Linked DNA regions of Homo sapiens: region 2 is linked to region 1. Evidence: chromatin contacts called from ENCODE Hi-C or POLR2A ChIA-PET data. All regions are on one chromosome and are shown on one strand. The core of a region is the stretch at or near the end of the contact, and the rest is flanking DNA. Distances in the headings are between cores, read along the strand shown.

Region 1 (6,783 bases), core at 2,923-5,422:
GTTGCAGTGAGCCGAGATCACGCCACTGCACTCCAGCCTGGGCGACACAGTGAGACTCTGTCTCAAAATAAATAAATAAATAAACAAACAAAAATAAAAGAAGTATACCAATAAAGTACTTTTACACAAAACTAAACAAAACAAGCAGACCAAAAAAAAAAAAAAAAAAAAAAAACACACCTGAATTGGATCTACAAATTTATAGGAAATACAAGGGACAATGGAACAGAGGTAATCAGCAATGTAGAGACAGTGGAAAACTGTATAGACTAAATTACCCAGTTTTTCCAACCAAAAATAACAAGAAAAAAAGAGAGACAGGTCAAAAGAAGACCAATAGATTTAAAAAAAAAAAAAAAGGAGACAAAACCCAATCATAATGTATGCACCTCATCTGTATCCTAAGTCAAACAAACTATAAAATAATATAATAGGCCAGGTGCAATGGCTCACACCTGTAATCCCAGCAATTTGGGAGGCTGAGGCAGGTGCATTATTTGAGGTCAGGAGTTCGAGAACAGCCTGGCCAACATGGCAAAACCCCATCTCTACTAAAAATACAAAAATTAGCCAGGTGCAGTGGCAGGCGCCTGTAATCCCAGCTACTCGGGAGGCTGAGGCAGGAGAATCGCTGGAACTCAGGAGGCAGAGGTTGCAGTGAGCCAAGATCGTGCCACTGCACTCCAGTCTGGGCAACAAAGTGAAACTCCGTCTCAAAAAAAAAAAAAAAGAAATAATAATTTACAAGATAATCCAGGAAATCTAAACACTAACTAAATATTTTGATATTCAATTTAATATTGATATTAATAATGATATTAAAGTTTTGATATGTAATATTTAATTTTTATATGTAAAAACTGTATTATTGTTATGTTTTGTTAAGGATCCTTATTTAGAATTACATACTGAAATATGACAAGGATAGGGGAAACAGATGCACATACAGATGAAACAAGATTAGTAATGTATTCATAATTAATGAAGCTGAGTGATGGATAACATTAAATGTATCTCTCTCTCTCTCTCGTTTTACATGTTTGAAAATTTCCAAAATAAAAAAAGCTTTTAGAAGGGCATTATGACTTGACATGAGCAGAATGAAATAAAAAAAGTCTATATACTTTACAAGTGGCAAATGCACAACAGAGCTTAAAGCAGTACATTTTTGTTAAGTTTTAACTTTAATACACTTTTAGTCCTTAAAACAGCTATGGCCGTAACCAAAGATGTGAAACGTCACATCTTTGCAATCTTTCTGAACTTAGAGAATTCTTAAGATACATAATCATAATGCTAAACATTAAAAACAAAAAGTAAAGAAAGACTGTACTAACCTTGTACACTGGATTGCCTTAAAAGCAGAAGGGATGAGGTTCTATAAATCAAACTTCCAAGTTCTTAAGAACATCTGGTAGACCTTATCTCTATTCCTTACTAATCTTGTAACAAATTAACCTTGAAAACAAGCCTCTCTCTCAAAAATTAATATACAGCTTTAGAAGCAAAGTTCAAACTGCATTTTTAAAAGAACCAGTTCAGACTAGTTTCTTGCCAGAGAAAATAAGATTAAACAATTACTTACATGGAAAGCAAACTGCCCTGAGAAGTCATACATGCCACAGGAATGCATCAAACTCAATGTATTTCGAACTGCTTCAGGGCTCAGTACTCTTTCACCAGTAATTGGGCAGAAACCACCATTAGCCAGTGTCGCAGCCATCACACTGGCTGATTCACAAGTCACTTCAATGGAGCACAGCTAACACAAAGAAAAAGCAGAATTCTCATACTACTTTTAATATTACTGTTCACTTTTAAGATAATCTATTTTATTTGGTATTTCATACAGATCTGAAATATTTCTTCCAAAGAGATTACTTTAATATAAACTTGAGGACATTCTGAAGATTTTAGTTGACCGAAGTCCTACCCACTTTTAAGATTTACCCTGATTTGGCCAAAGATACTCAGTCTTTTAATGGCAGAACTAGACTAGGAAGTGCCAGCCTCTAAACACTAAGATTTGTTATTATCCCATGTGATATTCAAATTTGCTTAAATATTAATACTTTCTGTGGAATACACAAGCATAATTACTTTTAACTCAACAGAAAAAAAAAGAGCCATGAAATATTTTTAAGATAAAGCACCATACATGAAGATTATGATAGTGTCTACATGAGAAATCACCATTTTAGAAAAAAATGCTACAGTGCCTGACATTTCACCCATAACAAAGTTCGGCATCCCCATCTATATGGTAACAGGCAAAGGAAAAAGGGGAAGAAAAATATAAAGCAGATCTGTCTCAGATGCTCTGTAAGCCTAAACCAAAATGTTATCCTTTAGACCATTTATTAATATTTATTTGATATTTACTATGGGTGCTAAGAATACCCTCTAGGATAAAATTTTTGCATTTAAATACAATCAAAATAATGAAAATAGTTCACCGTACCAAACCCAAATTTACCCATAAAATGAAAATAAATTTTTCCACATTTTATTTTTAGCTAATAGTAAGCAAAATTGGGATGAGACGGGGTCAAAAAATAAAGTGGATAGGAGAAGAATGAGTTCAACTTATAAATTTTCCTCAGCCATACTCCAAGATCTACAAGAGGCACAAAGGGGTTTGGAAATAGCAAGGAGGAAAACTAAGTACAGTGAATTAGAACATTGTGTGTTTAACTTTGACTACATTGCCTATTTATATAAAAAATCTCTTCCCTATTTCTCAAAAACGACAGAATCGACTTGCAATACTGCCCCAGATAGCAAAGATTTGTGATAAGGTCGACTTAATCATGCAAGGCTTTCTGAATTCCAATGATCATTTCCTAATTTATACTTAACATTAATTGGAATTTTGTTTGTCATAAGGCAGCACATTCTTAATTTGCCAAATGCCAACTCGGGTACTCTCCTGCTAATCTCAATGGCCGTTCAATTTGATGCAGCCCTTCTCCAAAAAAGTCAGTACCACTTCTATGGCTGTTTCTTGATTTTTGCAATGAAGTATAGAAATGTCACATTACAGTAGATTCTATAACAGCCAAATTTAAATATGTATTCCAAAGGAAAAGAAACTTACGGAAAAAATTCATACAGACCAGGGGGAAAAAAAAGGCTAGTTTCAAAGGAATTTCACATATCATCTCATGTTATCTTCCACATAATATGGCAAGGCAGGTGACGCATATACTACACATAAGGAAACTAGGGATCAGTAACTAAAATTAGGTCACATGGCTAATAAGTGGCCAGGCTAGACCTTAAATTTTATATTGATGGTCTGGATTCCCAATTTACGGTTTTTCACATTGGGCCGATGAAAAGCTGCAACCTGGACATCTATCAAAATCTAACTCATTATCAACCTCCCTTATATATTCTCTAAGATTACTGAAAGGTTAAAATTAAGGAACCTTTAATAGTAAAGACAGGCAAATGTAAGGTGAACTAGAAATTAACAATAATGTAGCCTCCTATGTGGCTTCACATTACAGCCCCATCAGTGGCACCAACTGTGTTAAATCTGTAAGAATAAATTGAGCTGAAAATGTGGGTGAAAGAAGAGATCTCCAGGAAGGCTATTCTAAATTGAGTTCTATACCATAGCCCATTGTGCGTAACACGGTCCCTCTCGCTCAACCCCACCCCCTCAATATTGAGAGCTACTCTAACTTACAAGAAAGCCCGACATATGACACTGCAGAAATGAACTAGCACCAGTTAAGCCAGGATAGAGTAGTAACAAAGAAATTACAAGATACCAAGTCAGCTGAGACACTGACACTTTTAAATGCTGAATAAGAGCCCTCTGATTTAAAAAATAAAAAAATAAAAAATAAAGCTTTTCCCAAACAAAATGTAAAAGCTACGAAAAATTTAGAGCCCAGTTTATAATTAAGAGTGCCAATTTCTGGGAGTGTTCATTATTTTTGACAATTCTTAAATATGTTTACAGAAAAAATTGTCCCCATTACATTTTGAGGCATGAATTTTTAGGCAACATGCATGGACATGAGACTGCCTTTTATGAAGACATTTTTGAAAGTCAATGGAAAATGTATTTTCTCATGGCCTAGAACCAAGATTTCTGAGACATCTATATTTTGCATAATGTGACACATCCATTTATTTATTTTGAGACGGAGTCTCACTGTGTCGCCAGGCTGGAATGCAGTGGCGTGATCTCGGCTCACTGCAACCTCGGCCTTCCAGGTTCAAGGGATTCTCCTGCCTCAGCCTCACAAGTAACTGGGACTACAGGCACACACTACCACACCCGAATAATTTTTGTATTTTTAGTAGAGATGGGGTTTCACCATGTTGGCCAGGATGACCTCTATCTCTTGACCTCATGATCCACCTGCCCTGGCCTCCCAAAGTGCTGGGATTACAGGCGTGAGCCACCGTGCCCAGCCGACACATCCATTTATATATACGATTTACATAATTAGATTACCTGGAAGTAGAAGTCTAATATACCAACCATGTCTGTGCCTTCTGGAAAACACTAAAAAAACCAGAAAGGCAATTAAAAATTCAGGCACACAGGAATGCACATAAGTAGAGAAATATATGAAAAATTTCAAATGTACACAAGTGTTTCATTTTAATTAATAAAATAGCATGTAACTTCTAAAAGAGTATAAACATGAAATAAAAAAGCAAAATTTTATCACATCATGTAAGTTTCTAGATACTAGTTTAACTGACAATGATAAAATGATTCATGATTTATAAATCAAGTTACTAGACCAGCCACTTAAAAAAATCAAGAGTAGTTAACAGTAATCAGGCATCATGCTTTTGAAAAAATAGACTAAACCTCAAACAAAATTTGTATTAATAAATAATATGAGTCAAATATTTAAATGCTGCCAGATACAAATCAAATTAACAATAACATTAACAATTTGATAACACTGACTCACGAGCACTCTGCAAAAACTTCTGCACCTTAAATAGTAATAGGTAGTTGCTTAAAGGCTATTGTTGAATTCTTAGCATACATCTTCATGTATTTTATTAAATGAAAGAATAATTTGAAATAGAAACAAAAATTTAAAAACCTTCTTTTCTTTTAAGTAATATCCTATTGCAAAATTTCGATCTCCACTTTCTCTTTCAGACTGAAACCTGGAAGAAGAAAAAAAAACATTTGCTCTATGTACTTTCTTTAAAAGTGTGATTGTTCATAATTTCATTTGCATAGCAATGTACAGCATAAAGAACACTGAACTAAGATTCAGGACTACAGAGTTCCAATCAATTCTGTCAATAGGCTATTTGTGTGACTTTGGACAAGTCATTTAAGTGGTAATTCTTTCAATCTTCATTTTCTTGGCTATAAAATGACTGAAACGAATTCAGGTCCTTTCTAGTCTTCATATTTTGTAAACAAAAATGCTAATTTTAAAATTCTCAAATCTTCTACCATTAAAATACACTGAAAAACTGCAGAATCCTCTGGCTACCCAAAAGTACAATAAGAGTCCATTTTAATTGACATAATCAGGGAACTTGACATAATCATGGAACTTTCACTGAGAGTGGGAAACACAAAATGGATCTTGCAGGACTCAATGGACTAATAGATTTCAGGGTGAGGCCTAGGCACTGGCAAATTCCATGCATCATGAACGGGTTAGAAAAGTATATAGACAGGGCTCCACTGAAGAATGGCAAATATTCTGATGTAACTGGGGAATGGCACATGGAGAGGAGTGGGAAAACATCAAACAAACAAAGGAGACTGGGACCAAATTATCAAAACCAATAGATGCCAAATAATTAATAGCTCCTGACTACCCACAAAACAAAAGCCTGAGGGCTTACAAAGAAGTTACCTAATCAGATCTGCATTTTGGAAAGATAACTCTGACATCAGTTTGAAAAAGGGGAAAAAGAAGTGATGACTGATCTATTAAGAGAATACTGTAATGAGAGCTACAAAAGCCTGAATTTAGGCAGCTGTGATAGGAATGGAAGGAGAGGTATGATCAAATATGCAAGTAGTTGGATAATCTTCCAACCTGATGAGAAAAAGGAGAGGCAGAGTAAAGACTGATACAAAGCCTGAATTTCTAACATAGCCTGAGAGGATAATAATATTAACTGATACAGGGATCTATCTCTAGAGCAAAGAGCAGTTTGGAAAGAAAGAGAATGAGTTTTGATTTAGACAGATTTAATTTGCGGTATATTTGAGAATTGCCCTACAAGTCTAAAAGGGCTGCTGATATTAGAGGAACTGTGGTTAATGTTCTTTATATCACTGAGGTGGACAGCCCCTTCTAATTGCACATTTTAACATTTCAAATTCTTATCAATTTGCCGTACTTTTAAAAAAAACATCAACATAGTTTAGATAAATGACTAACTAGTCAGCAGTTATCACAGTGACTGACACATAGTTCTTCAACACTATCTCAAGTGCCTATTATCTGCCAGATAACAGGGATACAGAAATGAACTGGAAGACACAACATTCCATCTAGGTCTTAAGGAGGGCAGAGTCTAATGGTGGTTATGGGGCAAAGAGAGACATGTAATAAGTTTGATAAAATATGGTAACAGAAGAGCACAGAAAAGAGGCAAGTTGAGATTCATGGAATACTTCCTGGAAAAGATACTTAAGCTGATGAATTAATGTTGGGAAGCCATGCAACCTGAAAATGTTTACCCCTGAAATGCGAAGCAGGAAGTGCAAAATAAGAATAAAATAGTAGTATACATGCTAAAACTGTTTAACATAATAATATTACGATA
Region 2 (6,699 bases), core at 3,881-6,380, 55 kb before region 1:
TGCTGTGTGCCAAGAGGGCTTTTCGGCCATTGCATCCCCTACCAAAAGCATTGCCTTTGCATCAGTTTCCTTCCTACAGCGTGATCCTTAAGGAGTTGGGTTTGTGATGCATTCAGAAATGAACTATGGACAAAGGATGAAATATCTGGAGTTGTTTTGGTTGAGAACACTTTCGTCATTTATGCACACACAGTGTGCAGTCCTTCCACACCAGGACCAGTGGAGGTCACATGGAGCAGCGGGACAAACACAGGCCCAGGCAGTGCAAAGATGCCTTCTAGCCCTGGTGTGCGCCTGAACTATGTTTTGACCTCCCTGGGTCTAGCTGTTGCACCTCTCTAGTTCTAAGTTGTGAGGCTCACATGAGGTAATGCTTATGAAGGCACTTTGAAATCTATCCATTTCTACCGAAACCAAGACAACTTGTGACCTGCCAAGTTGATGTGAGTCAGCCCTTCCGGTAGGCAGTAGACAATCACAAGTATGCACTTACTCCCAGTCCTCTCACCTTCTCCCCACCCATCTGCATTGAGATGTGCAGCCACACTGGGCAGGCAGACAGAGCTGAGGGTCGAGAAGCCTTAGGTCACAAAGCCATTAGTTGCTCTTTCCCCATTGACAATCATTGCTCTGAATCTATAACCCTTGCCGTAACTTCAGACACTTATCTTTCAGAGCACACTGAGATACTAAGAATCATTAAATCTGGGAGAGATTGAATATTGAGTCTTCAGACTTGCCACTGATTGGGCCCAGGATCTCTGTGGCCTGTTGCAATGTTAATTGGGCTTTTGAAAGTTTTAGGATCTGTGAATAATTATATTCTTTTCTTCTTTCCTTTTCTCTTCCAAGGGTCCTCTCATCGTTACTGAAGAGCTTCACTCCCTTAGTTTTGAAACCCAATTGTGCCAGCCTGGTTTGGTAATTGACCTCGAGGTAAGACTTTTATGGTCCCGAGTTGGAAAACTTCATTATTTTTACTTTTAATTGTTACATGTATTTTTATTTCTCAGTGTTTGTTCTGGAGGTATTTACCTAATTGTTTTAAAATGATCTTTTTCAGCTAATACTATCTTAACCTTAATTTATGGTCCAGAAAGCTAGACAATTGAATTAACCTTCAAATTCAATAACTTAAAAGTTCCAGTTGAGATCGCTGATGTTAATTTTTTTTTTTTACATTAAGCATTGGGACTTATTTATTTTGCTCTGCCCTCCCCCCACATTTTATGTTTTCATTGTGACAGTTTTCATCTTCTCATATTGCATATCCCTTAATTAATTATTGTAGCTATTATTATTTTTAGGGACTTATTTCTTAACTGAAAGATACATCAAAGACAAGTTAAACTGGACAGAAGAACAGAACTTAACACTTCTCATTTTCAAGTATTAAATATGTACAAATTTACAAATAATCCCCTGCTTTTAGTTGAGGCTAAGCAGTTATCTGAAGGTGACATTTCTGTGATTCAGATGATTTCAAGGTCTTTGTCATCCTTTAGACGACCTCTCTGCCCGTTGTGGTGATCTCCAACGTCAGCCAGCTCCCGAGCGGTTGGGCCTCCATCCTTTGGTACAACATGCTGGTGGCGGAACCCAGGGTATGGAAAACACATTTGCTTTGGTCCCAGGGTTAAGCAGAGACCCCACGCTCTCACTGCTGCATCTCTGAAATAGCCCCAATGGCCAGTTGTTAAGGGAGAAGTGACAAAGCTCCTGTGGTATTTCTAAGGCTTTTGAGTAAATCTGGGAATATGAAGCATGGATATGTATTTGAAATGAGAATTACGTTTTTTCTCCCATGTGGGTAAGCTAGGGCAGTCAGTGATTCCATACCACTTTATTGTTATTATTTTTAAAATGTATACATCTACTAAACAAGCATGCTCCATTCTTAGAGTGTGGATACTCACTGTTAATTAATTACAGTCATTTATAATTATTCAAAGTACTTATGTTTTTTAAAGTCACCAGGAACACTTAACTAGCAAATAATGAATTGTTGCTCCTAAGGGAACTACGAGGCTAGGTTCCTTCAAGCCTCTGGTCACAACATTTTTGTCAACCCATCAATGCATAACATTGTTTATGTGTGTTTCTGTTTAAAGACACCTTATCTAATACACTTGTTGAGGCATTAACATTACACCTATAGCTAGGATCACTGTAACTCATGCCTGAGTGAAGCTTGCCTCACACATGTATTTTCTCCATAAGGCACATCCCAGCCTTCCCATGCTTAGGAACAGTAGACCACACTGTGGTACTATGCTCGGGCACCATTTTAAACAGGGATCACCAACAGCAGTCACAAAATGCAAAAAACATGGCGCTAAATAGGCTTCAAAAAGGACACGTTTTTCTTATGAGAGGTGAAACAGGAAGCGAGTGTCATTTTGTTTGGCTTCAGTTGGAAGCGTGTTAAGAGACTCGAATTCTTTGCTGCTGTGTGCTGCTGTGTGTGCACGGGTGTGTCTTCAAATGACCCCAAAGATGCCATGTATTTAGATTTTGGAGTTACAAGTAAATTTTAGTGAGTAAACAAGTTCACAAATGTGCATCTGTAAATAATGAAAATTGACTGTATTTCTCTTCCCCTACTGTGAAAGCACCTGTGTGTCATATAAACTAGAATTGAACTTTGGGATGGACATATGTTTTAGTGCCACACTTGTGACTGGTGTCTCTGTAGTAACCCTTAGATTTTGGGTGTTTTCTCTCTAGAATCTGTCCTTCTTCCTGACTCCACCATGTGCACGATGGGCTCAGCTTTCAGAAGTGCTGAGTTGGCAGTTTTCTTCTGTCACCAAAAGAGGTCTCAATGTGGACCAGCTGAACATGTTGGGAGAGAAGCTTCTTGGTATATGCATATTAACTTGTTATGTTTATAAAAATTGAAATTCATAAAAATATCTCTCTAATTGCTCTTTTCCCCTCTGCTATTTTGTTAAAGGTAAAAAAGTACTAAAATCTGTCAGCTTTTCAAGCTATAGTTTATTATAGCTAAGTGAGAATCATATGTCACCTTAGAAAGAAATATAGACCTGATAACATTTAAATGAATCCGTTCCTCATTGTCTCATATTAAGATTTCTGAGATGAATTCCCAAGGGAAAGTTTTATGAATTATGTAAAATATATTATTTGTGGCTGAAATAAGTTCCTGGATGAGAAAGATGAAGGCCTATTAACCATTAACCTTGGGGAGAAAAAAGGAAGTCCCTGACATGATGAGAAATAAAGTCCTGGGGCTTGCCCACTGCAGCATAAACCCAGGGCCCTTGCCTCAGGTGGGGCCCAGGTAGCAGAGGATGCCGTCCCCACAAGAGGATGCCTCTTTTGATCTGCAGTTTTGCCTGATTGGACAGAGTCTAGACAGTGGTAGATAATTCCCTTTCAGTGGTTAATGTCAGTGCATTTATTAGTCCTTCATACTAAACAAATCAAAGATCCACTAGTCTCAAGGTCAGATCTTTCAGTGAGTGAGGCTATCTGAACTATTTCTTTAAAAATCCGTGGACAACTTGTATCCAGATTTGCTTTCTGTAGAGCAGCACTGCATTTACTCCAAACAGCAGTAGGCTCTTCCTAACTCAGTGACTTTCAACAGTGCCTTCTTCTCTTGGATATGCAGCTGTCACAGTGGTGGTCTTGTGCTGTTTAATACAAGTACAAAATCCCCTTATTCCATTTCTTTATTTGGTGAGAGTTAAGAAGGATATCTTTTCTAGCTGTAATGGCTCATTTGTAGTTCTCTTTGAAGACCGATAATGGGCTTACCGCCTCTTCTCGCCCAGGCTGCTTTAATTTGTGTAGCTAATAACCCCGGGCTTCTTCCTCTCGTTTCTCTCACTTGGTTTTTGATTTGCATCAGACTGCCTGAGCCCATGTCCTATTTGGAGGAAAGCTGAGGGAAATGCATAAATAATGTCTAAAATAAACTTGTAAAGTCAAGTATCAGTTACATTGAAGATCTAGGGGTGATCTTGGGCACCTAGGTTGAACTTTGAAAAAAATTCTGTAGGATCCTTGGGAGAGGGGGCTCTGCTGAGCAGCAGAGGAAGGCAGTGGGAAGAGGCACTGGATAGGGAGGCTTCTCTAGGAGGCCCAGCAGAACACCTTTGATTTAGTGCAAAAGGCAAAGTCAGCTGATGGTCTTGGAAGGAAGTGTAACATGAAGAGGCATTAAAAGGACTGTCCTCTCTTTAGAGGAGGGAGGGAAAAGGGGGGCTGGGGAGGGAGAGAGCAGATGGTAAGGCTTTGTGATGTTTCCGCTTTCCCTAAAAACTCTCATATCGTGGTGCCCAGGAATCTGCCATCCATTCCTTTCTGCCATTAAACTCAAACCAACATATACATATTTTAGACCATTTAAATTCCGCCCTCTTACAGCACGTATTATAATTGCTCAGTTAATTTGGCATTAAGGTATCCGAAAATGTCAACTGTGTACATACAATCTTTGTTGGGTGTTTGGCTCTTTTCCTTGAGAGCAAATACAAGAGCCATCCGTCCAACCAAAGCTTTAGAATCAGTTTCTGTTTGCTGAAAAATCTGGTTTTTATTTGTTTAGGTCCTAACGCCAGCCCCGATGGTCTCATTCCGTGGACGAGGTTTTGTAAGGTGAGGACTGTCTGGGTTTTATGCTCTCTAAGTCCTTTTTGCTCTTGGTTGAGGTTCTCATGTTTCTTGCTGTGATAGTTACTTAACTGTTTGCTTATTTTGGCGTGTTCTTCTCTGGCCAAGGAGCCCCTCGGGCAAGTTGTTTACTTTTCTTCAGTGCAGGAGGTTGGTCTCCGAGCAGGAGTCTGACAGGAAGCACCTGCCTGAGTGATAACATTCTTTCATATCTGAAATGAGGCTTCTGTTCACTCACGCTGGACCCCTGCCCAGCAGTGTTTTAGCCATTTCTGTGTGAAATGTATGTTGTGGGCTGGGTGGCGCAGCCTGACCAGCCAGACGAGTTTAACGGCCTGCTCGAGCAGAGGGGCCCACTGCGGGGAACATTTAGATTCTGCTGGAGTCACCAGACAGTGCGGACCAGCTTGCACTGCTGGATTTTGCTAGTGTGGGGCAGCTTGTGTTTCCGTGAGTCACGCTGGAGGTCACCCCCAGGCTAGCTTGCTACTGTTTGGAAAGGGAAGCAGAGCCCGGCCCAGGGAAGTGGAGAGCTCTGGAGAGCTCCTGGTCTGAATGCTGATAAGAGCGGGGAGGGAACTTGATATTCCCTGCCAGGGGAGGGATCCCATTGCTGTGCTGAATGGGACAGTTCCATCCTTGGCACCTGGGGAGTCTTTGCAAATGATGGTGGGAGGGGCCATGGTAAGTCATTGTTTTAGATTTTTGTTCATAATGTCTGCATTTGTATACTTTCAGGAAAATATAAATGATAAAAATTTTCCCTTCTGGCTTTGGATTGAAAGCATCCTAGAACTCATTAAAAAACACCTGCTCCCTCTCTGGAATGATGGGTAAGGGCCACCGATAGATGTATTTTGAAACATATTTTTAGTGCTGCGAGGTTGAGACAAGGCCTGAGTCCAGCTTCAGTATTTGACTAGGCGTGTGTGAATCTCACAGGAGTGCGCATTTATAGGCTGCCCCTTCAGGGCTTCAGAAGAGTAGAACCTCATAACATTAACCTTACACTTTCTTAGTACAAGTATATGTATTGGCAAAGCTAAATTAAAAAAAAAAAACAACTCTTGAGTGCCATTCATGCATTCATTCACTCAACAAAAATTTTTTGAGCACCTACTATGTGGCCCCTAGGAAGGAAGAAAAACCCTTTTAACTGGGTAAATCATTTCTATCTTGACTTATTGCCAGGATCGGCTGATATTTCAACAGAAGCTTTAACTTGATCAGAAGGGCTAAAATATGAAAATATATTGCCTAGGTCTTCCTCTCCAGTAAAAAAGATGTATACATTCAGACATTGTTATGGCCTTTAAAATAATAAAGGAACAATAAAAGGCTCATTAATCCCACACGTGTTATTGAGCATCTGTAGCATCCTACTGACACCATGTTCATATCGCTTTTTTTAAAACCTTAGTATATACATGTATAAGTGAAATGCTTCCTTAAGTGTCAACTGAACAGATTTTAAAATAGTCTACGTTTTTTACCGTAGGTTTTTTTTCTCACATTCCAGCCATTTTCTTGGTTTGTAAGTTAGCATGAAAATGGAAATCATGATTGAACTAAAAGCCCATCCGTCCATCTCTTCGATATCCAGGTGCATCATGGGCTTCATCAGCAAGGAGCGAGAGCGTGCCCTGTTGAAGGACCAGCAGCCGGGGACCTTCCTGCTGCGGTTCAGTGAGAGCTCCCGGGAAGGGGCCATCACATTCACATGGGTGGAGCGGTCCCAGAACGGAGGCGGTGAGTGGGAGTTTGAGCACATAGTCCCACCATTCCATGTGTGTGAAGTCCCTCTTCATCGCCGCCAGTCAGCTCATACAGATAGTGCGTTTGGGACATGAAATTGCAGATCTTATACTTACCCCAAATGAGCCCCCGATAGGATTTAATAAACCACCACAAATGTTTGTGGTTGTGGTTCACTCTCTGGAACATATTGTGGAAATGATGGTTTTGAAAAGACAATGCCAATTCTTTCCTTTGCATCAGGTTTGTTATCTGCAGATCAAGGATGTGAGTCAATGTAATCTGCAACCCGTTCTTGGAAGG

The links. A loop is a pair of places that touch in the nucleus more often than their neighbours do. ChIA-PET counts read pairs that join two places held with the same protein, here RNA polymerase II (POLR2A). Pooled maps may share reads with other maps.
Region 2: a map of PC-9 shows a loop between it and region 1 (2.3-fold over the local background). The contact joins two enhancer-like sites. A Hi-C loop is called at or near these places in 5 of 168 maps with a recorded cell type or tissue (B cell, PC-9, psoas muscle and 2 more), 2 of 37 single-sample maps with no recorded cell type and 4 of 50 pooled maps. POLR2A ChIA-PET finds 5 or more read pairs at or near these places in 5 of 52 experiments (CD8-positive, alpha-beta T cell, GM12878, PC-3 and 2 more).

What each region holds. Positions count from the first base shown.
Region 1 is chr2:190,922,285-190,929,067 of GRCh38, reverse strand. It overlaps GLS (glutaminase), which reads right to left. Exons shown (of 18, transcript NM_014905.5): 10 at 5,085-5,151; 11 at 4,475-4,525; 12 at 1,586-1,762. Among named protein-coding and RNA genes, the nearest start is that of GLS, 45 kb to the right of the region's middle. Within about 2 kb of position 4,172, at least 2 of the 41 ENCODE cell types and tissues checked have a DNase peak (open chromatin) inside an H3K27ac peak, as active enhancers do; they include PC-3, where a contact is called at or near this core.
Region 2 is chr2:190,978,547-190,985,245 of GRCh38, reverse strand. STAT1 (signal transducer and activator of transcription 1) reads left to right here. Exons shown (of 25, transcript NM_007315.4): 16 at 853-936; 17 at 1,506-1,604; 18 at 2,728-2,863; 19 at 4,577-4,626; 20 at 5,380-5,474; 21 at 6,245-6,390. Among named protein-coding and RNA genes, the nearest start is that of STAT1, 32 kb to the left of the region's middle. Within about 2 kb of position 5,130, at least 21 of the 41 ENCODE cell types and tissues checked have a DNase peak (open chromatin) inside an H3K27ac peak, as active enhancers do; they include PC-3, where a contact is called at or near this core.